Regions from separate parts of the Homo sapiens genome. Here regions 1 and 3 are each linked to region 2. The links are chromatin loops, found by intact Hi-C in ENCODE. Cell type or tissue: PC-3. All regions are shown on one strand.

Region 1 (8,000 bases), 300 kb before region 2:
GGAGACTTTTAGAAATGCAAATCTAAGGAGGGTAATACCTTTAGCCAGATTGCAAACTGCTGGCAAATCAATTCAGTGTTCTGTAACGCAATATATTATCATGTTTTTTTTCCATCATATATCAATTCAGTGATAACTTTCAATGCAAAAATATTATTGGAATACCAAATAAAAGCATTGCATTTTTTATGGCAGAGCCAGTTATTTTATACAAATTAATATGACTTTTGAAGTTACACAGTTTCCTTCTTTTAGAGTAAGTTAGATCCTACAAACTGCTGCAGTTCCTTGCTTCAGGACAATTGTGTGTGTGTTAAAGGCAGCTCTACTTTATTCTGGGGTTCCTCTAAAGCAAGATAAAGACCCCTGGATAAAAGACTTAAAATTCTGCCTTGAGGAAATTCAACATGCTAATACCAGTTTCAGGTTAAAATCATTTTTCAAATATTAAGTCTTTCCATAAATAATGGAACTGTCGGCTGAACGTGATGGCTCGTGCCTGTAGTCCCAGTACTTTGGGAGGCATAGGCAGGCAGATTGCTTGAGCCCAGAAGTTTGAAAACAGCCTGGGCAACATGGCAAAACCCCATCTCTATAAAAAAATACAAAAACTAGCCAGGCAGGGTGTTATACACTACTTGGGAGGCTGAGGTGGGAGGGCCGCTTGACCCCCGGAGGTTAAGGCAGCAGTGAGCCGAGAATTTCACCACTATACTCCAGTCTGTGCAACAGAGTGAGACCCTGTCTCAAAAAAAAAAAAAGAAAAGAAAAAAGAACTGTAAATGTAAACATTAATTCTGTACAAACTGTCCTAGTAAACAAAGCAGTAGCATTCTTTCCTAACAAGACTGCTTGAACACAAAACTTACAGGCATTTTGGTTTAGTTGTGTTCCTAAAACAGCTAAAGACACTCTGCAGGAAAACACTTAAAGGCTGATCATTTAAAGGGTCAATGATTCAAACAGCTGATTTCAAAATAAATGGTCATAGTATTGTCCCAAGAGATTCATTTCTCCATCTACTGCTGTGAGAGGTGGTTCTATAAGAGGGACTAGGCCCTACTTGTAGCCACTCCACTGTCTCTCTTTCAACCTCCCCTCCACACGGGTGTGTATGTGCACAAATGTGTGTACACATGCACCCCTGCATATACACACACAGAGTAACTGACTTCATTTGGTGTCTGTCATTAAGAAGACACGGTTTCCCTCCTAGCAGTGCACGATGCAGAACAAGCCGTGATCAGAACATCAGGCAACCTGAGTTCTAGTTCCCACTGACCCTGTGTCTCCCTGCTTGATCTCTCTTCTCCTCTGCTCATACAAACTTTTAATTATCTCCACTCTGTCACCTCCTATTCCTTCCTCAGCCTTCAGTAATCTCTCTTCACTTCAGTGGAGAGATGGAGAAAGTTTTAACCATCAGGCCGGGCGTGGTGGCTCACACCTGTAATCCCAGCACTTTGGGAGGCTGAGACGGGTGGATCACCTGAGGTCAGGAGTTCGAGACTGGCCTGGCCAATATGATGAAAACCCGTCTCTACTAAAAATACAAAAATTAACCAGGCATGGTGGCGGGTGCTTGCAATCCCAGCTACTTGGGAGGCTGAGGCAGAAGAATTGCTGGAACCCAGGAGGCGGAGGTTGCAGTGAGCCAAGATTATGATACTGCACTCCAGCCTGGGTGACAGAGTGAGACTCTATTTAAAAAAAAAAAAAAAGTTTAACAATCAACTTCCTGAAGAAAAGAAAAAAGTATTGATTTATAACATTTACCAATTTTCATGGTGTAAATATTGCCCCTATGGCTGATTTCAAGCTATTAGGATGGTGCAAAAGTTATTGCGGTTTTTCCCTTTTTTTTTTTTTTTTTTAATGACAAAACCCGCAACTAAGTTTGTGCCAACCTAATACCAACTTGATGCCACTGAACAGAGTTAGGAAGAAATATGCATAATGAGCTGTCTAAGCTAGTAGGAACACACCACTAAGGGTGCCAGGGCCCCAGACACTGAGCACTGAAGGCTGTCTCTCAATAGGATACATGGGAAATGGATGCTGTCTCCTCCTACAGGCTGGCAGCTTCTACACCCACCCTGTTGGGTGATAGAGGATCTGTCCGAGAGTGAGACCTATATTCCCCATATTCTACTGAACCTGCTATCACAAAGGTCACTGGTTAGTTCAGATTTGCAAAACTCAATGGATATCACTTTTCTCTTTGTTGTACTAGACAATCTGATGTCTTCCTCCACAAAATTCGGCTCTCTTGGAACCTATAAAAATATTAAATCCCATTGATCAAAGACCACCCAGAACACACCAATAGTCAAATAAAATTAAACTCATTAACTTGCTGCAGCAAGGGAGGTTGCACACCATGGGGAACTCTGGGGATGTCTTGGTTAGGATGTCTCCTCACACAGGAGGGGTGAGATTGAGGCTGATGTTAGGTGATCTTGGTGAGGGCTCAAGAGGTGGATGTTTTATTCTGAGATCTCTCATGCCTGGAAGAGGGGTATCTTGTTTTGTGGGTCCATGGTGTTTTGTTTTTCCCATGTTGAGATCTGATTAGGGAGTGGTCTACTTTTTGTCTTGCTCCATCACAATTACAGAGTGACCCTGTCTAATGCTGCTATTGTGTGAAACTATTTATGTTCAGCATAGGATTCTTATAGCCTAGCTACAGTTTCCCAAGCCAACTAGCCGCTGCCAGGGATTTTTTTTTTCCTTTCTTGCTGGTTCTCCATCCCTTCCCTTTCTCCTTAACACGCTAGTCTCTCTCTGCCCTCGCCACCTGCCAGTATTGTATTCTCTAGAATTCCTTCTAAACATTTTCACCATTCTGCTTGTCCTTCTAAACATGTTCTTTGTGTTACATCATCAACTTTTGTGATTTCAACCCCTGCCTGTGTACTCATGGCTTGCAAATATATACCTTTAGCTCACACCTTTCCTTTATGCTTCAAAGTTTTATATCCAACTTCCAGCCAGATGGCACCACCCGGGTCCTCACTCAAACACTTTAACCTCAACCAGTGCAGAGTTCAAACTGCCCTTTCTTCTTCTAAACCAGCATCTTCTTTCTGTAGCCTCTGCAGCACCTCCATCATCTTGATCACCAACATTAAAACTCCAAGACCATCCTTGACTCTTTATCTCTCACTCTATATTTAGTAATTTAGAAATGAGCCGCCTACTCTACCTCCTAAATATTTCTGCCATCCAGGCTCTCTGCTCCATCCCAATGCTCCTCCCCTAGCTCATTGTTTTACTGCTGCAGCTGCCCCCTAACTGAGCCCCCACCCTCTCCGAAGCCCACCTCCTACAAGATCACTAAAAGGACAGCTAAACGTGAATCTGCCCCTGACACTCCATGCGTCGCTCACTGGTTCTCCATCACGTCTTTGATTAAGTCTGAGCTTCCTGAAAGTGACATATGAAACCCACCCCTTCCCCATGATCTGGTGTCTGTTTGCCTCTCCAGCTGCACCTGTCACTTCTGCTTGCCTTACACTTCCCACTGTTTTCGCTTCTCAGATACACGATGCTATTCTTGCTTTTCTCTTGATGCTATTTATGGAATACCTTTCCTCCCAGTCCCCTCCCTATTTACTTCCTGCTGGTCTTTTAAGATCAGCTTCAGACCACATCCCCCAAGAAATCGTCCCTGAATCCTGGCCTATGCCCTCTGTCACCTCCTCCAAACTAATGTAACTACGTGCTCTTCCTCAGTGCTCCCAAACCCTGGAAGCATGTGGACTAATCACACTGTTCCGAGTCATCTCTTTTATGTCCCTATTGGGCCGTGAGCTCCTTGAGGAAAGGGACCTGATTTTATTCGTCTTTATGCCCCCAGCACCTGTCATAATGCAGGTGTTACATAATTGCTTGATAAATGTGTGAATAAATGATTGGTTTTGTCAACAACCACTCGTGAAACTTGGCTTCTCTGAACTTCTGCGTAGTCATCTATCTGTTGAGATGGTTAAAAAATGAACCACAAGGAAATGAATCGCTCGAAAATGCTGTGGAAGTAGAGATAAATGAAAAACTTCTGAGAATCAAAATTGAAAAGGAAGTATTTCTTTGGAACACTAGATGGCAGTAGCACATCATATTTCAGCATAGCATTCGCTGTGCATTCAGCTGTCCTAACGCGTGGCCATGTCTGCGGGCTACAAGAGCAGAGAAAAAGGCACGTCACTTTTGGGCCTGGAGCAATCAGCATAATTTTTTTTTTTTTTTTTTTTGAGACAGGGTCTCACTTTCTTACCCAGGCTGGAGTGCAGTGGTGCAATCACGGCTGACTGCAGTGACTGCAGCCTCGACCTCCTAGGGCTCAAGTGATCCTCCCTTCTCAGCCTCCTGAGTAGCTGGGACTACAGGTGTGCACCACCACGTCCTGCTAATTTTTATATTTTTTTTGTAGAGACTGGGTTTTTCCATGTTGCCAGAGCTGTTTTTGAACTCCTGAGCTCAAGGGAGTTCAGCCTCAGCCTCCCTGGGATTACAGGTGTAAGGCTCCACAACTGGCCAAGTCAACATAATTATTAGGAGTCAGAAGTTAAGGGTGGTTTCAGACGCATTTGCTCTCTGTGACTTAATTCTAACTAAATTCCAGTTTTAACCTCCTCCCTGGAACCAGTGTGGCAGCATTCCAAAAGGAATTGTTGACAGCCTTTCAGTGAATGGGAGCAAAGAGCATTTGTTTAGCAAGAAGCATTTGTTTAAAACCACGTTCTAAGAATACCCTAAGCTACTTTACAAATAATGTATTTTTGAATTCTCATAACTAACTGTGAGTTAGATGCTGTCAGGCCCATTTTACAGATGAAAACACTGAGACTAAGTAAATTAGCTTGGTAAATAAGGGGATTCAAACTCCGACCTGCTTGCCACAATATGTGCAACCTATCACGTTGATGTCATATTCTCTTAATTGAGCTAAAAGCTGTGACTTAAGCATAGCATTTGGAACAAACAAGTAGATGGAGTTAATGAGTTGTCAGTATAGACATATACTGTCTACTGAAAATAGTTAAATTATCAACACCAGTCCCAAGCTTGAAAGTCACTAGGTAAGTGGAGAGTGAAATGCTGAGCTCAAACAATGTCATCTGCAGCCCAGAAATATAGTTAGAAATAACAAAGGCTAACGTTAATTGAACGCTTCAAGGCACGTGGCACTATTCTAAGATACGTATTAATTTCTTTAATTTCAGATTCATCTGGTGAGGTAGGTACAATGATTACACCTACTTTGCAGATAAGGATACAGAGCCACAGATCATTTAAATTACTTGTTTAAGGCTACTCAACAGGTCAGTGTTAGAGCCCAGACCAACCCTCTGGCTCTAAGGCCTCAGCACCTAACCACCACACAATTAGTTATAGTAATAATAATAATGGCAATCAGCCCTTATATAGTGTGACGTGCCGGTCTCTGTTTTAATCACACATTAATTTCTCTTATCCTTACAACTTCTCTATGAGGTTTGTACAAGTATTGCTTCTACGTTACAGATGAGGAAACTGAGGCATGGGGAAGCTAAATGAGTTTTCCTGGATAGCACAGCTAGTAAGTGGCAGAACTGGGCCGCACGCCCAGATCTTTACAAAGCTGCGCAATTAACTTCTAAAACTTTCCATTTCAATGTGCATATTCTTAAATTTATTGGAACACATTTGAAATTTGTAGAGCATACCCAGTTGTCTGCATGTATTTTAAGACTCTACTTATCTCTCCAAACCAATTCCAGACTACTCATTCTTTCTCACACATATGCAGTCTCTCTCGTTACAGTATAAAAATTATTATTATGCTTCTGGGTCTATCACAAAAATGCCGGTTGTACATCCCAGGGTTATTTCAGCCTGGAAAATTTCCAATAAATATTCAGCTCAGGCCTAAATTATTCATGCCCTTAAAATATACTTTTTACAAATATTCTCACCAGACAGGGGGAAGGGAATGAGAAAACACAGGCCCACACTGAGCTGAGCTGTGTTTAAAATTACCTGGACTTGTTTCTTGAACAAGTTGAAGGAGCCATCAATGTTTGTGGGGCTTTTTGTATTTAAAAGTCACACATTTCAGTCTGTTTCTTATATTGACATTTTGTTTCATTTGGAGCTTTAGAAACATGTTTGCATCTCTCAGTGAGTCCCTTCCTGGAAATAAGGCCACCTTAGCCCAGCCCATAATAACCTCTCAGAGACCACTTGGCCTTGTCTCCTGCCTGTACACAGGTCTTTGTCTTATCCCCAAACAGATCTGAAACACCTCGAAGCAGAGGTTTCCACTCCTCTGCATTCCTACAATGTCCACTTCAACGGCCAGGATCAATATTCCTTCATTTCAAGAAATAGAACTGATCTTAGCACTTTGGGAGGCTGAGTTGGGCAGATCCTGAGGTCAAGAGTTCGAAACCAGCCCCAACATGGTGAAACGCTGTATCTACTAAAAATACAAAAAAAACAAAAAATTAGCCAGGTGTGGTGGCGTGCACCTGTAGTCCCAGCTACTTGGGAGGCTGAGGCAGGAGAATCGCTTGAACCTGGGAGGTGGGGGTTGTAGTGAGCTGAAATCGTACCACTACACTCCAGCCTGGGTGACAGAGCAAGAGCACTCCAGCCTGGGTGACAGAGCAAGACTCTGCCTCAAAAAAAATTAAAAAGAAAATAAAAAAGAGATAGAACTGCCACATAATAAAGAGGTTTGCTATGTGGATAGAGATGAGAATGAGAAAAATGTTCTCTTTTTTTTCTGGTTTTCTTTTTTTTTAACTTTTATTTTCAAGTTCCAGGTACATGTGCAGGTTTGTTACATAGGTAAACGTATGTCATGGGGGTTTGTTGCACAGATTATTTCATCACCCAGGTATTAAGCCTAGTACCCGTTGGTTGTTTTTCCTGATCCTCTTTCTTCTCCCATGGCTCCACTCTCTGATAGACTCCAGTGTGTATTGCTTCCCTCTGTGTGTCCATGTGTTCTCATCACGTAGCTCCCACTTATAAGTGAGAACATACAATATTTGGTTTTCTGTTCCTGCATTAGTTTGCTAAGGCAAATGGCCTCCAGCTCCATCTGTGTTCTTGTAAAGAACATGATCTTGTTCCTTTTTATGGCTGCAGAGTATTCCATGGTCTATACGTTCCACACTTTCTTTATCCAGTCTACCATTGATGGGCATTTAGCTTCATTCCATGTCTTTGCTAGTGTGCATAGTGTTGCGATGAACATATGTGTGCATGTGTCTTTATGACAGAATGACTTATATTCCTTTGGGTATATACCAGTGATATGGTTTGGCTGTGTCCCCACCCAAATCTCTTCTTGAGTTCCCACATGTTGGGGGAGGGACCTGGTGGGAGGTAATTGAATCATGGGGGTGGGTCTTTTCTGTGCTGTTCTTGTGCTAGTGAATAAGTCTCACGAGATCTGATGGTTTTTAAAATGGGAGTTTCTCTGCACAAGCTCTCTCTTTGCCTGCCACCATCCATGTAAGATGTGACTTGCTCCTCCTTGCCTTCCACCATGATTGTGAGGCCTCACCAGCCATGTGGAATGGTAAGTCTATTAAATCTCTTTCTTTTGTAAATTGCCCAATCTTGGCTATGTCTTTATCAGCAGCATGAAAACAGAACTAATACACCCAGCAATGGGATTGCTGAGTCAAATGGTATTTCTTTCTTTAGGTCTTTAGGAATCGCCAGAGTCTTCCACAATGGTTGAACTAATTTACATTCTTCCCAACGGAGTAAAGCATTCCTTTTTCTCCACAACCTAGCCAGCATGTTATTTTTTGACTTTTTCATAATAGCCATTCTGTCTGGTGTGAGATGATATTTCACTGTGGTTTAATTTGCACTGCTCTAATGATCAGTGATGTTGAGCTACCTTTCATATACTTGTTGGCCACATGCATGTCATGTCCCTTTGCCCACTTTTTAATGGGGTTGTTTGTTTTTCCTTGTAAATTTGTTTAAGTTCCTTA
Region 2 (8,000 bases):
CTGGGCAGCTCCATCCTTCAAGGTGGAGGTAGCCACACCCCCACAGCTCATGTACTGACAGAGGTCGGCACCACATGGATGCTGCTGAGGTTAACTGCCTGTGCCTTCCGGAGGGACAGACATCACAGCCCAGGCCACACCTCAGCCCACTGGAGCTGAACCTGGGGCATCCAAGGAGGGCTGCACTGGAATGCAGGAAACAGATTGGTGAGGCAGTGCTAGGCAGTGAGTTCCAAGGCCCCCCAGGTGCCCAAAGACCCTCCTTTGAAATTGTTCTGCCCTCCCCAGGCACTGAAACTTGGCATGTGATGGGAGAGGCAGCTCATAATTTCTAAAATGCCTTTGGCATCGTTCTTCCATTATGCTGGAGAATAGGTCCTGGTTTCTGTTTAGATGGCAGTTCCACATTCATCTCCTTATCAAAGGGTTGCTTGGCCTTACCCTTGTTCTCTCTTGAACAAGCTTTCTCATTTCTTTTAATGTAGATAGGCTAAGAATTTTCCAGATGTTTAAGTTCTGCTTCCCTTTTGATTAAAAATTTACTCTTTAAATTCTCTCTTCTTGTATTTTACTATCAAGAGAAGCGAAGCCACATCTTCCATTCACATTTTGCTTAGAAAATGTTCAGCCAAATATCCTATTTCATAACTCACAAGTTGTACTGTCCACATTACACTGGGACACAAACACAGTTTCTTTGCCATGTCATGACAAGGGTCACCTTTCCTCCAAGTTCCAACAAATGTTCCTCATTTCCATCCGAGACCTTATGAGAATGGCCTTTACCGCAAATCACCATGATCTGGTATGACTCCCACTCTCTCCTTAGACTGCCGTTGCCATCCTCAGCAGTGCCTCTGTATCTGCCACGTGGTTACTGTCCTCTCCCACATGACCCTTACAGCAGTCATGTGTGGACGAATCTGTTCCCTTAATACTTGCTTATCCTTTAACTTTCAGAGTGTCACTCTCTTGTCATTTCTCCTGTCCCATTTCTTTACCTCCGTTGGCTCCTCAGCTCCCTACCCTAGGATCACTGTCGATGCCTGTTTTAGACCCTCATTTCATAGCCGACTTGTTCTGGGCAATCCATTCATATTGCTTCAACTCCCTCAGTCGAATGATTCTCCCATCTATTAAGTGTCTCCAGATCTGATTTCCCTACTTGTTGGACATCTCTCTTTGGGGTTGGGGGAATCAAACTCAACAACCCTAAAAATGAGCCTTTGCCCAATTCCCACATCTCTGATCTTATAGTGCCTGTCTCAGTTGAGGGCCTCATCAGCCAGATAGGCTCCTCTTTTTTTTTTTCTTTTTTTCTGAGACAGGGTCTCGCTCTGTTGTCCAGGCTGGAGTACAGTGGCATGATCATAGCTCACTGCAGCCTGGAACATCTGGGCTCAAGGGATCCTCCCACTTCAGCCTCCTGAGTAGCATGTGCCACCACCATGCCCAGCTAATTTATTATTTTTTGTAGGGACAGGATCTCACTATGTTGCCCAGGCTCGTCTTGAACTCCTGGGCTCAAGCAGTCTACTTATCTCAGCCTCCCAAAGCATTGGGTTTACAAGCATGAGCCACCATGCACAGTCAAGACAGCTTCCTGAGCAAGGAATTTACAGTCACCATCAGCACAATGTTCCTGACAATTGATTGTCAAATCTGGCCCATTCACCTCAAAAATGATTCAGGGTTTTGTTCCCTCCTCTCTATCACCATTGTGACTTACTCGGGTCTTCCTCTTCTAGGGACCGCACTAAGTCATCTTTGTGTACCCCAGTTCTTGGCACAAGCCTGACATTCCCAATAGATACTGGGATGTTGATTGATCTTAACTGAATTATTTCTTGACTATTTCACTTCAGTAGCCTGCAAGCCGTCTTCCCTGCCACCAGTCTTTTCCTTTCCTCTTCCACACTGGAACTGTCATCTTTCTTACCACAATGACAAAAGCCCAAAATCTCCGTTGGATTCCTCTTGCCTCCCCAGGGAAGCTCAGATTGTTCACACGGTGCACAGTGCCACATATGACCTGGCCCAGCCCTGTCTCAGCAGCTCCCCTTCCCACCACTTGGGCTTCTCACCCTTCATGTAACATGCCATGTTCTTCCACATCTTGTTACCTTTGACCTCAGGCACGTTAGTCCACTTTTCCTTGCTAAAATTTCCCTGTTTTAAAATGCGTGTGATCATAATACTTACTATCTCATAGGGTTGCCATGAAGATCGGATGAGTTAATTTATGTAAAACACTTGGAACATGAGCATCAAGCATTCCTAGCTCTAGTACTCTCTTTTTCCTCTTCCTGGAGAGCCCATTGCCACCCTACAGGACAAATGACACCTTTTCTGTGATGCCTTCTTCAATTTCTCCACCTAGCTAGGTACTCTGTCCTGGGGCCCTTCTATTCTTCTTCTTCTAAGTAATAGTGGCTTATTTATAGACGGAAATTTCTTCAAGAATATGACAGCATGTTACTATGTCCATATATTCCAGCCCCTGGCAAGGCAGGCACGTGGGGGTGAGGGAGGCAAGCACCATATATGTTGTCTGTGTTCTGAATAAAACAGTGAATAGATCATTGTGAAACAACACACAGTCAGAGAACAAAAGCTTATTTCTAATTAGAGGGTTCAGTATTTGATTTTAAGGGAAAATGAATTTGAAAACAAATTCCTTTTAGGCAGAACATGCTAAGCATTGGTTATTCATCAAGGAAATAAATAATACATTTAAGAGCCAAAATGTTTCTTTCTTTTTTTTTTTTTTTTTCTGAGATGGAGTTTCACTCTTGTTGCGCAAGCTGGAATACAATGGCGCAATCTCAGCTCACTGCAATGTCCGCCTCCCAGGTTCAAAGTGATTCATCTGCCTCAACCTCCCGAGTAGCTGGGATTACAGTCACCCCTCCTCACTATGCCTGGCTAATTTTTATATTTTTAGTAGAGACGGGGTTTCACCATCTTGGCCAGGCTGGTCTGGAACTCCTGACCTCAGGTGATCCACCCGCCTTGGCTTCTCAAAGTGTTGAGACTACAGGCGTGAGCCACCATGCCTGGCCCAAAATGTTTCTTAACCCATGGTTCAGAATTATATTCAATCGACATGAAAATGATAGAATGGAAGAGTTATATCAACTCACCTGCAGTGTTTTATTTTGCATACATGTGCATGCAGAGATTCCTACACTTGACAGGATTAAAAGGGAACTGCATGCCAGGAATGGTTCTGGGTGCTGGGTAGACATTGTTATATAAAGCAGACATGGTTTGTACCCTTAAAAGAGATGACACCTCAGCTGAAGCGTGGTAGGATTGATTTTTTGCACTGGCACATTGATAACAGAACTTATACCAAAGAAGGCATATTAGGAAAAGTTTTGTTTCTCAGTGTTTCTTATTCTTAACCCTCAAAATCAAATTCATCATGCTTGCATGTCAGCAGCTCAGCTAGGTCAGTGCTGTCATGATTTAATCTCAGGATGTTTTTGTTTATATACTGTAGAATGTATACTTAAACTTTTATTCTCTTTTCCCACTTTTTGTTTTAATCTTTTGACTGTCTTTTCTTCCACTTCCCCACAGCAGCCTCCTGACTGGATCCTTCCTCACCAGTCTATTATATGTCTGCCTATATTCTAATCCAGATCTTATCAAGTTGCACATTTCAGCTCAACATCCTTGGAAATAACCTCAAAAGGCCTTAGGCTAATGCACAGGGTTCTTCCTTCTAGTTCTGACTCACCTTCCTGACCTCATTTTATGCCTCACTATGAAAACACTTGGTATTTTTAGATTTATGGTCTCTTTCCTATCACTCCCCTTTCTTTGTTCAGCAAAACCATCCTCCATTCAGGCCCAACTCAGATGATTCTCCTTACCCCAGATTTAATCAGGTCCTCAACGCTCCCACAACACTTTGATCCTGTCCCTGTTTAAAACCCTTCTCAGAGGCCGGGCGTGGTGGCTTATGCCTATAATCCCATTGCTTTGGGAGGCCAAGGCAGGTGGATCACTCGAGCTCAGGAGTTTGAGACCAGCCTAGGTAACACAGTAAGACCCTGTCTCTACAGGTTTTTTAAAAAATTAGTCCGATGTGCACCTGTGGTTCCAGCAACTTGGGAGGCTGAGGTGGGAGGACTGCTTGAGCCCAGGAGGTCAAGGATGCTCTGCCACCATATTCCAGCCTGGGCAACAGACAGAGTGAGACTCTGTCTCAAAAAAACAAACAAACAAAAAAACCTCAGGATGTATAGAGAGAGCTGCCAGAACGTTGATCTCTTCCATTGGATCATAAATTCAGAGAGGTGAAAACTGTATCATATTCATCTGTAATCCAGTGTTTATTCTTTTCCTTAGGAGAGGGAAAAAGGGGCAATGTGCAAGTGAAAATCGAGTCTGGAAAAGGGGCTTCTACAGGGGTGTTGGTGTAGTTCTCTGATCAGCAGCACCGGCATGGATGTGGGAGCTCGGAGGAAATACACTCTCAGGCCCCACCCCAGACCTGAATCTGCATCGTAGCAAAATCCCCAGGTGACCTGTATGCACGTTAAAGGTTTGAGAAGCACAGGGTAGAGCACTTGAGATTGTGTAGGTTCCAAATCCACCTGTCAACAGATGGAAGGAGGGGATGCATCCTCCTGGGTTTCCTCAGTGCTTCTGAGGTCACATGGAGACTGGGAATCACAGGCAGGAGTGGTCAGTTCATCTGCTGAGAGGGAGTAGCTTTTTTTATTTTTATTTTTTGAGAAAGAGTCTTGCACTCTGTCGCCCAGGCTGGAGTGCAGTGGCGTGATCTTGGCTCACTGCAACCTCCACCTCCCAGGTTCAAGCGATTCTCCTGCTTCAGCCTCCCAAGTAACTGGGACTACAGGCATCCGCCACCACATCTGGCTAAGTTTTGTATTTTTATTAGAGATGGGGTTTTACCATGTTGGCCAGGCTGGTCTTGAACTCCTGACCTCAAGTGATCCGCCCACCTTGGCCTCCCAAAGTCCTGGGATTACAGGTGTGAGCCACCTCGCCTGGCCGAGAGGGAGTAACTTTGGAGCTGCACTTCACTCAGCATTCACGGTACTAGCGCCCGCTTTTTGCTTCAGACTGACATTCACATCAGTATTAAAATCATTCACGGTTATTTCCTTTCTCCTTTGTAGGTCTTTCGATGGATTTTCTAGTGCCCAAAAGAATCAAGAACAACTTTTGACATTAGCAAGCATTTTAAGGGAAGATGGAAAAGTTTTCGATGAGAAGGTTTACTACACTGCAGGCTACAACAGTCCTGTCAAATTGCTTAATAGAAATAATGAAGTGTGGTTGATTCAAAAAAATGAACCCACCAAAGAAAACGAATGAGAAAAATGAAAGGAAGTTCTGCTGTCAGAGGCAAAACATCTGTTTATCATAGACATCAACATGACCTATAAGTAAAGTGCGTGTCTAGTGTCTTCTATTGAGAGTACTACTATTAATTAAGCTTATTTCCAATGTGCCTTTTTAATGCTTGAAGTTTTATCTACATACACAGGTAACAGAGGACAGTAGTCTGTAAACATATAAATCGGTCATAACTATCGTGGTCTTTATTTCTGTGAGGATCTAGGGAAATTTCATGTCACTTCCCTCCTTCACTGCATCACAATCATATTCCCTTTTTTTTTTCTTGGATTTGTGTCAGTTGGATGATATCCCCTCCAGATAGTATCAATAAAATGTTAAAATTATTTATCTTGTGTGGAACCCCTAGGCTGTCAGGCCCGGAGAGGTGAAATTCAGCTGGACACAAAAATCAAATTGTCTTTTGTGGCTGCCACCATTACATTCTCTGTTGTATGTATTACTTTCCCTCCTGCATCCTCCCACTGCCCCACTGCACAAGAATACTCCATGTAACTCCATTTAAATGTAATGAATTCATTCCTTTCTTTCTGGTCTCCACTTAACCCCCTAAAAATCTTGCTTTTTCCCCTAAACATTTCCCTGAACTGTCACGTATTTTCATTCATTCTTTAACTCATTGTAGGGAGTCCCTGCTATGTTCCAAGCACTCTGCTAAGGACTGGGAGGTGGTGGTAAGAAAACCTGTGTCCCAAGCCCCTCATCACTGACTTCCTCTTCACTAACTCCAACAACATCTTTCCACCTCCTTAACTATTTCATTCACCCTCCCACTGTGAACACCACAGACAAGGCCCCTGGCCTCATGGAGTTTACATTCTAGAGGGTGAGGGAGTTCAACACAAATAAGATGCTTGAAATTGGCAAGTGTGATGAAGAACAGAATAGGGCAGTGGGGTAGAGTGTGGTTAGGTAGGGTGTGGTGGACATCACATAAGGTGGTCAGCAAAGGCCTCTCAAGAGACAGTTGAGACTTGAATGACGAGGATGAGTCAGATGAAAGCCAGGGGCAGAGGTGAGGGGAGCATCTTGGGCAGAGGTGACAGTGTTAAAGGGAGAGGCCACGTTCAGTACCCAGAACAAAAAGCTGCACACACTGCTTGCTGAGCAAGAGAGCACTGCTCTTGTAGGGCACGGTCTCTCGGATAAAGAAAACTGCGGACCTTATGCAGGGTTTTAGGAAGGATTAACAGACTTTCAAAAGCATTTAGGAGTCGAGGGAGCTTTAGTTGTGGGGATGCAGTTACCAGAGTGAGGCCGCTGCTGATTAGCATGATTTAGAAGCCTAGTTTGGAGGTGAGGTTACTGATGGGAAATTGTCATTGATTGTTTCTGGTACTTAATTGCTACTGTGGCCAAAGGATGGTCAGTTTTATTCAGGATTTGAAGTGGTGGCAGACAACGTGAGGTGTGCCACTCAAATTCACCTTCAAGAAAGTACCAGCCGCCCAGCTGTGAGGGGTGTGGTTCGCCGACAGTCTCCCCGTTACCGTCTTCAGGGTCCACGCCAGATTTCAAGATAAGGACACACTATTCTGTGGGAGAGAGGGACCTAGTCTACAACTGAGCAAGGCAGTGGTAGCTGACAGCATGCTTTTTTCTGGCAATTCCCAGCCAATAACTGAGCAAGGTGGTGGTATAAGACCTAGCCATTTAGGCCAGGTGCAGTGGCTCACAGCTGTAATTCCAGCACTTTGGGAGGCTAAGGTGGGAGGATTGCTTGAGCCCAGAAGTTCAAGACGAGTCATGGCAACCTAGTGAGACTGTCTGTCCAAAAAATAAAAAATTAGCCAAGCGTGGTGGCACACGCCTGTATTCCTAGCTCCTGAGGTGAAAGGATTGCTTGAGCTCGGGAGGCGGAGGTTGCAGTGAGTCCTGATCATGCCACTGCACTCCAGCCTGGGTGACAGAGCAAGATCCTGTCTCAGAAAGAAAAAAAAAAGTCCTAGTCATTTCTACCAACTCGAAAGCCCTCTAATAAGCAGTCTCTGCTCTGGAGCTTTTTGGTGGGCTGCTAGAGACTTTGTTAGATCCTACCGTTCCTCTGCTCAATCCTGCTTTTCCCTTTTCCTTTCAGAGATGTCACTTCACCAGTTTTGTACTCCTAACTCCATCTCAGCCTAAAATTGGCACAATTGGTACCAGTGGCCCACGAACGTAGGTGGTAAGACAGCATTTGCAGGCTGAGTGACTCACTGTCTGGCTGGCTCGGAGGCCCCCATCCCTGGTGGATAGGTGGCACAGACAGTCCCTGGCACAAGAAGGCTGTCCAGTGATGAAGACTTCAGATGAAATGGCATGCTGGTGCAGGGGAACGCAATGACTGGTGGGTGATTTGGGTGTCTCAAATATGGGAAGGGTGGATAAAAGAGACAAGGACAGTGGGCTTCCATGGTTATTGCTGAGTTGGATTGACGTCCTGCAAGTGGATAATGAAAAGCTGAGGTCAATTAACAAACAAAACTAAGTGTGAGCCGCAGAGTCTCTGTGGTAGCTTGCCAACAATCCTCATCTCATGCTGTAGCCAAGCAGAGCAAGCTGAAGGCCAAGCACAGGATTTGATGGTAAAAGTAGCTAACAGCCAACAAATACTCAACCAAGCC
Region 3 (8,000 bases), 120 kb before region 2:
CAGACCTTTACCTAGCACATAGAAAACATTCATTATACTTTGATAAATGAAAATTTCTGGCAAATATCATTAGGCCATTTGACCAGACGTCAAATTAATTTCAGAGAAACCAGTCTGTTTCCACCTTAGCAGCCATATAGATTTCGTCCCTGTTTTGGTTCTGATAGTTGCTGAGGAGTCTCCAGGCTTTTTGTAATTTCTGTAAGAATCAAAGATACAGTGGAACACCATGCAAATAAGTCTCATCCTCTTGGGGTGAGGGTGAAGTCCTAAACTCGGAATTAATACTAATAATTACAGGCAGTGGCTCACACCTGTAACCCCAGCACTTTGGAAGGCAGAGGCGGGAGGATCACTTAAGGTCAGGAGTTAGAGGCCAGCTTGGCCTTCGTGGTGAAACCCCGTCTCTATTAAAAATACAAAAATTAGCTAGGTGTGGTGGCACATACCTGTAATCCCAGCTATCCAGGAGGCTGAGGTATGAGAATCGCTTGAACCTGGGAGGTGGAAGTTGCAGTGAGCTGAGATTGTGCCACTGTACCCCAGCCTGGGTGACAGAGTGAGACCCCGTCTCAAAAACAAACAAACAAAAACAAACAAAAAACCCACAACTACCCTCCTTTCTCATCCCCTCCCTGTGTTGCATTCAGCTATGTTAGTTGCATCCAAGTATGTATATTTCAACTCCATAGTCACTTTTCCAGTGATTACTTCCTTTATACTGAGGAACTTGGGGCCTTGGCGAGCCTGACTCAGGGCTACAAGGCTGCTTAATTCAGAGCCAAGACTAAAGCTTAGCCTTCTCAACCCAACTCCAGTCCTTTCCTCGCCATAACGTTAAAGAGTGGTTTGTTGAGCTAATTCTGTAGAAAAGAATTTGTTTCAACAAAAACTTAAACAGGATAACTGAGGATCCAGTATAGAGCTGGAATGGTATAGAGAGGCCTGGATGGGAGTCAGAAGATATGAATACTAATTATTTCTGTCATCAGCCTCATGGCCTTGAACCATTTACCTACTTTAAACATGGTCATGCATCCTTTAGCAAGGACAGGAACATGTTCTGAGAAATGCATTGTTAGGCAATTTTGTCATTATGTGACCATCATAGAGTGTACTTACACACCTAGGCTAGATGGTATAGCCTATTGCTCCAAGGCTACATACCTGCACCGTGTGTATTGAATACTGTAAGCAGCTGTCATAACAGAGTAGTATTTGTGTATCTAAACATAGAAAAGGTGCAATAAAAGTATGCTATTATAATCTTATGGGACCAATGTCTTATATGCAGTTCATGGTTGACCAAAACATCATTTTGTGGTGCAGGACTCTGTCTCTTCCTCTGTGAAATAAAAATAATACTGACCTACTTACCTAATTTTAGCTGTTTCGATGATCAAGTGAAAAAATGTTTTGTGAAAACACTTTGAAAATTATAAGGTATTATTGGCAGGGCACGGTGGCTCACGCCTGTAATCCCAGCACTTTGGGAGGCCGAGGCAGGCAGATCACAAGGTCAGGAGATCGAGACCATCCTGGCTAACACGGTGAAACCCCTGTACAAAAAATTAGCCGGGCATGGTGGTGGGCACCTGTAGTCCCAGCTACTCGGGAGGCTGAGGCAGGAGAATGGCGTGAACCCAGGAGGCGGAACTTGCAGCAGTGAGCCGAGATCACGCCACTGCACTCCAGCCTGGGCGACAGAGTGAGACTCCCGTCTCAAAAAAAAAAAAAAAAAATTATAAGGTATTATTTATTGCACTTTGCAATCTGACTATGTGATGATCTGACCAAAGAGGCTTATTCTCCTCTTAATTCATGTAAGGAAGCTCTGAAACTAAAGTTCACATCTGGGTAACCTGTACATATAAAATTTGGGAATAATCCATGGTTCTGAATAAAAAGAGTATTTAAGATCAAAATATTCTAAATCAATAGATTTTCTAACAGAGAAATAATAATTTATAATGTACATCTATTTTTAAATAAAGATAGGCAACAATGTAACAGAAGAATAAATACTCCAAAGTGAAATAAAACTAGACTGAGGGAATAAAGTAAAATTTATGATAGTCTCATTAAAGGTTGCTACATGCTTGAAACATAAAAGATACAAGGGATATTTGTTAAAAATGAATATTGTGGTGGCCATTTGCTTGTTTTTGACTGGAGTGTTTTATTTAGGGAAAACTTCTTTCTTTTTCCTTGACAGATATTGACGGCTTAGAGAGCAGTGCCATTGGTGGCCAGCTGATGGCCTCGGCTGCTACAGAGTCTCCTTTCGCCCAGAGCAGGAGAATTGATGACTCCACAGTGGCAGGTAATGACTTGGGTCTTGAGTTTATGAACATCCATACACTGCATGTGTTACCAGCAATTACATTGTTATGTGGTGACTTGAATCAGGATTTTGTCTTGGTTAGAAAAAGTAATTGGGCCGGGCCCGGTGGCTCACGCCTGTAATCCCAGCACTTTGGGAGGCCGAGGCGGGCAGATCACGAGGTCAGGAGATCCAGACCATCCTGGCTAACACGGTGAAACCACGTCTCTACTAAAAATACAAAAAATTAGCCGGGTGTGGTGGTGGGCACCTGTAGTCCCAGCTACTCAGGAGGCTGAGGCAAGAGAATGGCATGAACCCGGGAGGCGGAGCTTTCAGTGAGCCGAGATTGTGCCACTGCACTCCAGCCTGGGTGACAGAACGAGACTCCGTCTCAAAAAAAAAAAAAAAAAGAAAAAGAAAAAGTAATTGATGGAAGTTACTTAGCATCATTCAGCTGATAATGCAACATTTATTATTTATAAGAACAAAGTGAAACATAATCCCATATAATCCATTGTTATATTTCCTGTTGTAGAATTGCATGCAACTGAGTACTGCTCATTTGATAGCAAGAGAATGTGATGTCATTCATTGCCAGGTTGTTTTTGTCTCTAGAAAATGACACACACCCCTCCATGTTCCAGGCGTGGCATTTGCTCGCTATATTCTGGTGGGCTGCTGGAAGAACTTGATCGATACTTTATCAACCCCACTGACTGGTCGAATGGCGGGGAGCTCCAAAGGGCTGGCCTTCATTCTGGGAGCTGAAGGCATCAAAGAGCAGAACCAGAAGGAGCGGGACGCCATCTGCATGAGCCTCGACGGGCTGCGGAAAGCCGCACGGCTGAGCTGCGCTCTAGGTACCAGCGGGAGTAGTGTTCCCTGGCCGTGGTCCTGCAGAACTCACTGGGAATGACCCAGCAGGGTGGGGCAGGGGGACCCTTTAGAAGGGGTTCTGCTAGGTGAATGGTTAGAGGATATACTCAGTCAAGAAGTCATTGTGTGTCTCCTCTGAAGGCGTTGCTGCTAACTGCGCCTCAGCCCTTGCCCAGATGGCAGCTGCCTCCTGTGTCCAAGAAGAAAAAGAAGAGAGGGAGGCCCAAGAACCCAGTGATGCCATCACACAAGGTAACAACTGGAGGGCCAGAACCCACCTGGTGCCTTGGGTGCAGTATGCACACACCTGCACAGGCCTACACACGCCAGCCAACACTCGTGCCTGTTCTGTGTGTGATGCCCGGTATGTATACACCACTGATCACGAGATCCCATTGAGCCACAGGCTTGGGTCTCTTCCATGTAGGTGACCTACAGAAGATCTCTCTGGAGAATGAGAGACATACTGACCCCTGGTGGCAAGGAAAGTGCAGCAGGCCCAGGGGGACCCACCTGGCTGAACTGTTCACACCTGTCATCTAGTCACTGGCTTTGGCACTTCACACAAGTGCACACTTGAAGACCCTTCGGGTTATAGTGGGGAAGGCAGATTGGCCAGTTTTCTAAAGGGGAAATTAAGCAGACGAAGAAAATTCATGAGGGGAGGCTCAGGAAGAAGAGGCTCTTATCAGAGAAAAATCTGAGCTTTGTGAACTCGAGAAATGGCTGATTTTTAACTTGATGAAATCAGTGAGTCGGTGAAGCTGATGATTATCTGGATCTAAGGGAAAAGAATGACCATCCTGGTAGCAACAGAAGATACAAGGCAGGCAGCAAACAAAAGGAAAAATGCCAGCTTGGTCCAAATTGTGTAACTACTATCAGATATGTACAGTAACAAGTCACTGAGTCAGCTGTACATTTTTAGCTGAGAAACACAATTTAGGTCCGTGTTTCTCAGACTTGAATAAAATTTAGAGACCCATTTGAAAACAAAATCGCTCTCACAGATCCCCAGCGTTAACTGAAAAAGGAGTCTCACAATTTTACTTAAGTATTTTACAACCATGAACTACATAAAAATCCTTACATTCACAGTTCTTTAAAAAAAAAACCACAAAACCAAGACCACGATATTCAGATTAAAAACAAATAAAAAATAAGATTAAGGCCGGGCACAGTGGCTTACGCCTGTAATCCCAGTACTTTGAGAGGTCGAGGAAAGCGGATCACTTGAGCCCAGGAGTTCAAGACCAGCCTGGGCAACATAGCAAAACCCTGTCTCTACTAAAAATACAGAAATTAGCCAGGCATGGTGGCATGTGCCTGTAGTCCCAGCTACTCGGGAGGCTGAGGTGGGAGGATCACCTGAGCCTGGGGAGGTTCAGGCTGCAGTGAGCAATAATCATTCCATTGCACTCTAGCCTGGGTGACAGAGTGAGACCCTATCTCAAAAAAATAGATAAAACAGCCAGGCGCAGTGGCTTACACTTGTAATCCCAGCACTTTGGGAGGCTAAGGTGGGCGGATCATTTGAGGTCAGGAGTTTGAGACCAGCCTGGCCAACATGGTGAAAGAAACCCCGTCTCTACTAAAAAATACAAAAATTAGCTGGGCGTGGTGGTGGGTGCCTGTAATCCCAGCTACTTCAGAGGCTGAGGCAGGACAATTGCTTGAACCTGGGAGAGGTTGCAGTGAACCAAGATGAAGCCACTGCACTCCAGCCTGGGTAACAGAGTGAGACACCATCTCAAATAAATAAATAAAATTAGTATCACATTTATGAGACAAATGATGTTTTGCTAAAAATCACTTTGCTCCTTACATTAGGAGATGGTTTGGATTCCTTTGAGGTTGGCTTGCTATATTTCTGGGTTCTGGACCATCACTTAGTTATCCTACCACATGCAATGACTTGAAACCTTTGTTCAAGGAGGACACTGTGGTTTGGCCTTGCCTTAGCATTTTGCATTACTGACATCTGAAGTCACCTTCTGCATTCTTTCTCATTAGTCATCTACAATTTTTTTTTTCTTTTGAGACCGAGTTTCACTCTTGTTGCCCAGGCTGGAGAGCAATGGCACCATCTCGGCTTACTGCAATCTCCGCCTCCCAGGTTCAAGCTATTCTCCTGCCCCAGCCTCCTGAGTAGCTGGGATTACAGGCATGTGCCACCATGCCCGGCTAATTTTGTATTTTCAGTAGAGACAGAGTTTCTCCATGTTGTTCAGGCTGGTCTCGAACTCCCAACCTCTGGTGATCCACCTGCCTTGGCCTCCCAATGTGCTGGGATTACAGATGTGAGCCACCACACCCAGGCTACAATTTTTTAAAGTATTATTTGGAGCTCACAAATACAAACTCAAGGGATGAAATGAAATTGGTCATTTTCAGTGATAGAGCAGTCATTCTGGTGCTCAAAATATACGTAAATAAGTTGTTTTAGAGATGATGATCATAATGAGAGCCTAACATTACAATAATCTCAGAGAAAACTTGCAGAAAGCCAGGAATTCTTCCATTTGACCAATTTTTGGGAAGGGTGAAAGGTCTGGGCCCAGATGGTTTTAGCTGGAATTGGCTCATGAAACCCATCCACACTGCTGTGCCTGACCCAGAGCCCATGAAAGGGCCTGGAAGGAATGGCACCTGCCAGCTCAGGATCCATCCCACTTCTGGAGCTGGAGAGCTGGGGCCACCAGCACGTGGGACCTGCTGGCTGGGTGGTTTGCATGATGGTCCGCAAGGACCTACTGTGGAGGTGCTTGCTGCCACTGAAGTCTGTCCTTTCCCTTTTGCCCTTGCATGACACACATTCTTTCATTTTCATTCTTTCTGTCTCCCTTACTCAACCTGTTATTTTAATAAATGTCTTTCTGGCACAGTGAAACTAAAAGTGGAGCAGAAACTGGAGCAGATTGGGAAGGTGCAGGGGGTGTGGCTGCACACTGCCCACGTCTTGTGCATGGAGGCCATCCTCAGCGTAGGCCTGGAGATGGGAAGCCACAACCCGGACTGCTGGCCACACGTGTTCAGGTGCATGACGGGCTCCCACCCCCAGATGGCACTAACCCTGCCTTGGGAAACCTGGAGTGGGCTGTGGCAGGTGGAGAGGGGTGGCCTTAAGAGCCTGCCAGCATGTAAATCAATTATAACAATTCACAGAGTTTGATTAAACTTCAAATGAGACGTGAAAAGAGAAGAGGGAATAAGGGCCCAACTGAATGTATGTTTTGAAGAACAGGGGACAGAACTGGGTCTGAGGAATTGTGACTTTTCTATTGACATTTTTATGAGAGAAGGAAGGAAGAAAAACCAATTAAATAATTGATTGAGATGACTAAGTGAATACTGTGCAAATCTAAAACTGGTCATGTCTCCTCAATATTACATTGCTATATGTTTATCAATGTCCTCTTTACTTAAAGAAGGATTTCAGATAGCTTATTTGCATACATAAAATACAAGATACCTACTTTTAATTTAGCTAGACTGAAACAAAACAAAACAAAACAAAAAATCGTACACCTCTGCCAAAGACAGGCCAAAAATTTAGCTCTAAGCATTGTAGCATCAAAGTGAAAAGAAACTCCCAGTGAGTTATATAGTGCACAGTGCCTGTAAGATGAAAACCAGCAATAGCTCCAGAGTCCAAGTCCTCTTACAACTAAGACTGAAAGCACGTCTCCCCAAGCATTGCATCAGGACAGACCCAGTACCGTGGAAGGAGCACTGCCCATGGAACAGGGCGGGGGCTGGCCACACTGTTCCTTCTCCTTCTCTGCAGCACATGCCTCACACTCACTCCAAACCCAGGTCTAGGCAGAGCAGGCATGGGGCAAGAGTGGCCAGGGCAATGGCCAATGGCCCAGGGCACCAGCCAGAGCTGGGTTCAGTTTCACGTCTTCAAAGCAAATATAGCCATGAGTGTTTGTTGAGCAAAATGGTTCTATTATGAAGGCTGCTGACCTGCTGCTCTTTATTGCTCTAACAAGAAAAGAAAAGAAAAAAGAAAATAAAAAGGCTCTCCTGGTACACAAGCAGCGGGTAAGGGATTGAAAAATTCCTTGATTCTAGAACATCAGAGTGGATTATCCATGATGCTCTTTACCAGTAAACAGACTTACTCCGAGATGAGGGACCTTGCGAACCATCTTCGTCCCAGGTTCTGTTGGGAACAAACCATTTAGGAGTTGGCAGTTGTAGCACATGTGGTGACCCTTCTCTGTGTCTGCCATAATTCGGTGACTGCCCTCCCACCCGGCCGCCACCCACCCCACCCAGACTTGAGTTATGTGGCGCCGTCGGGACCAGGCAGGACGTGGCTGGGCAGAACCCACTGTGGCTAGTTGGCCTCTCCGTCATAGGTATAGCCATTCTGGGATCCCATCGTAGGGAAACGCTTCCCAACTCCTAATCAGAGCACTATATGGAGGGAAAGAGGGTGCCTGGGGAAAAATGGCTCAAACAGCAGGAGGGCAGATAAGCCAGTAAGCCGGATGAGGCAGGGGGACTGGATGAACTGGGCTTCATTGCCCGTCTTTCTCCCAGCCTGGGGTGGGAGAACCCAAATAATCCTTTACCCATTTCAAGGCTGTCTGGTCCAACTCAAATACTACTAATAATAATGCTGTGTGACATGAGAACACAGGAGGGAAGGACTGACTGTCATCACAGGAAAGAGGAAAGCTGGGGAGCTTGCAGAGCTGGCTGCATTTCCTTTGTCTGGCACTGTGGGGTTTATGGAGCTGCCGGGGTGAGCTGCAGCGCCTAACAGCTGCTTGTCTGTGCTCTTTCT

Evidence for each region. Hi-C counts contacts between places; a loop is a spot of excess contacts. Peaks named below come from ENCODE experiments on the same cell type or tissue, not always from the same donor. Only the 100,000 strongest peaks of a DNase experiment are listed, where the experiment ranks them.
Region 1: a loop joins it to region 2, with 8 times the contacts of the local background. A loop is called at or near these places in 78 of 110 quality-filtered maps.
Region 3: it touches region 2 in a loop (5-fold over the local background); 28 of 110 quality-filtered maps call a loop at or near these places.

The regions. Positions count from the first base shown.
Region 1 is chr6:138,111,949-138,119,948 of GRCh38, forward strand. No RefSeq gene overlaps it. Among named protein-coding and RNA genes, the nearest start is that of PERP, 8.5 kb to the left of the region's middle. In PC-3, CTCF peaks have their summits at 2,124 and 4,104 (motif pointing right); a DNase peak (open chromatin) is centred at 4,133.
Region 2 is chr6:138,407,724-138,415,723 of GRCh38, forward strand. HEBP2 (heme binding protein 2) reads left to right here. Exons shown (of 4, transcript NM_014320.3): 4 at 5,157-8,000. The coding sequence ends at 5,355. Among named protein-coding and RNA genes, the nearest start is that of HEBP2, 7.5 kb to the left of the region's middle. In PC-3, no CTCF peak of the experiment used is centred here; a DNase peak (open chromatin) is centred at 3,748; H3K27ac peaks cover 2,456 bases.
Region 3 is chr6:138,283,731-138,291,730 of GRCh38, forward strand. ARFGEF3 (ARFGEF family member 3) reads left to right here. Exons shown (of 34, transcript NM_020340.5): 15 at 2,216-2,323; 16 at 2,971-3,186; 17 at 3,344-3,454; 18 at 6,088-6,238. Among named protein-coding and RNA genes, the nearest start is that of PBOV1, 69 kb to the left of the region's middle. RefSeq lists an enhancer at 3,218-3,717. In PC-3, CTCF peaks have their summits at 2,255, 3,692 (motif pointing left), 3,892 and 6,235 (motif pointing right); a DNase peak (open chromatin) is centred at 5,151.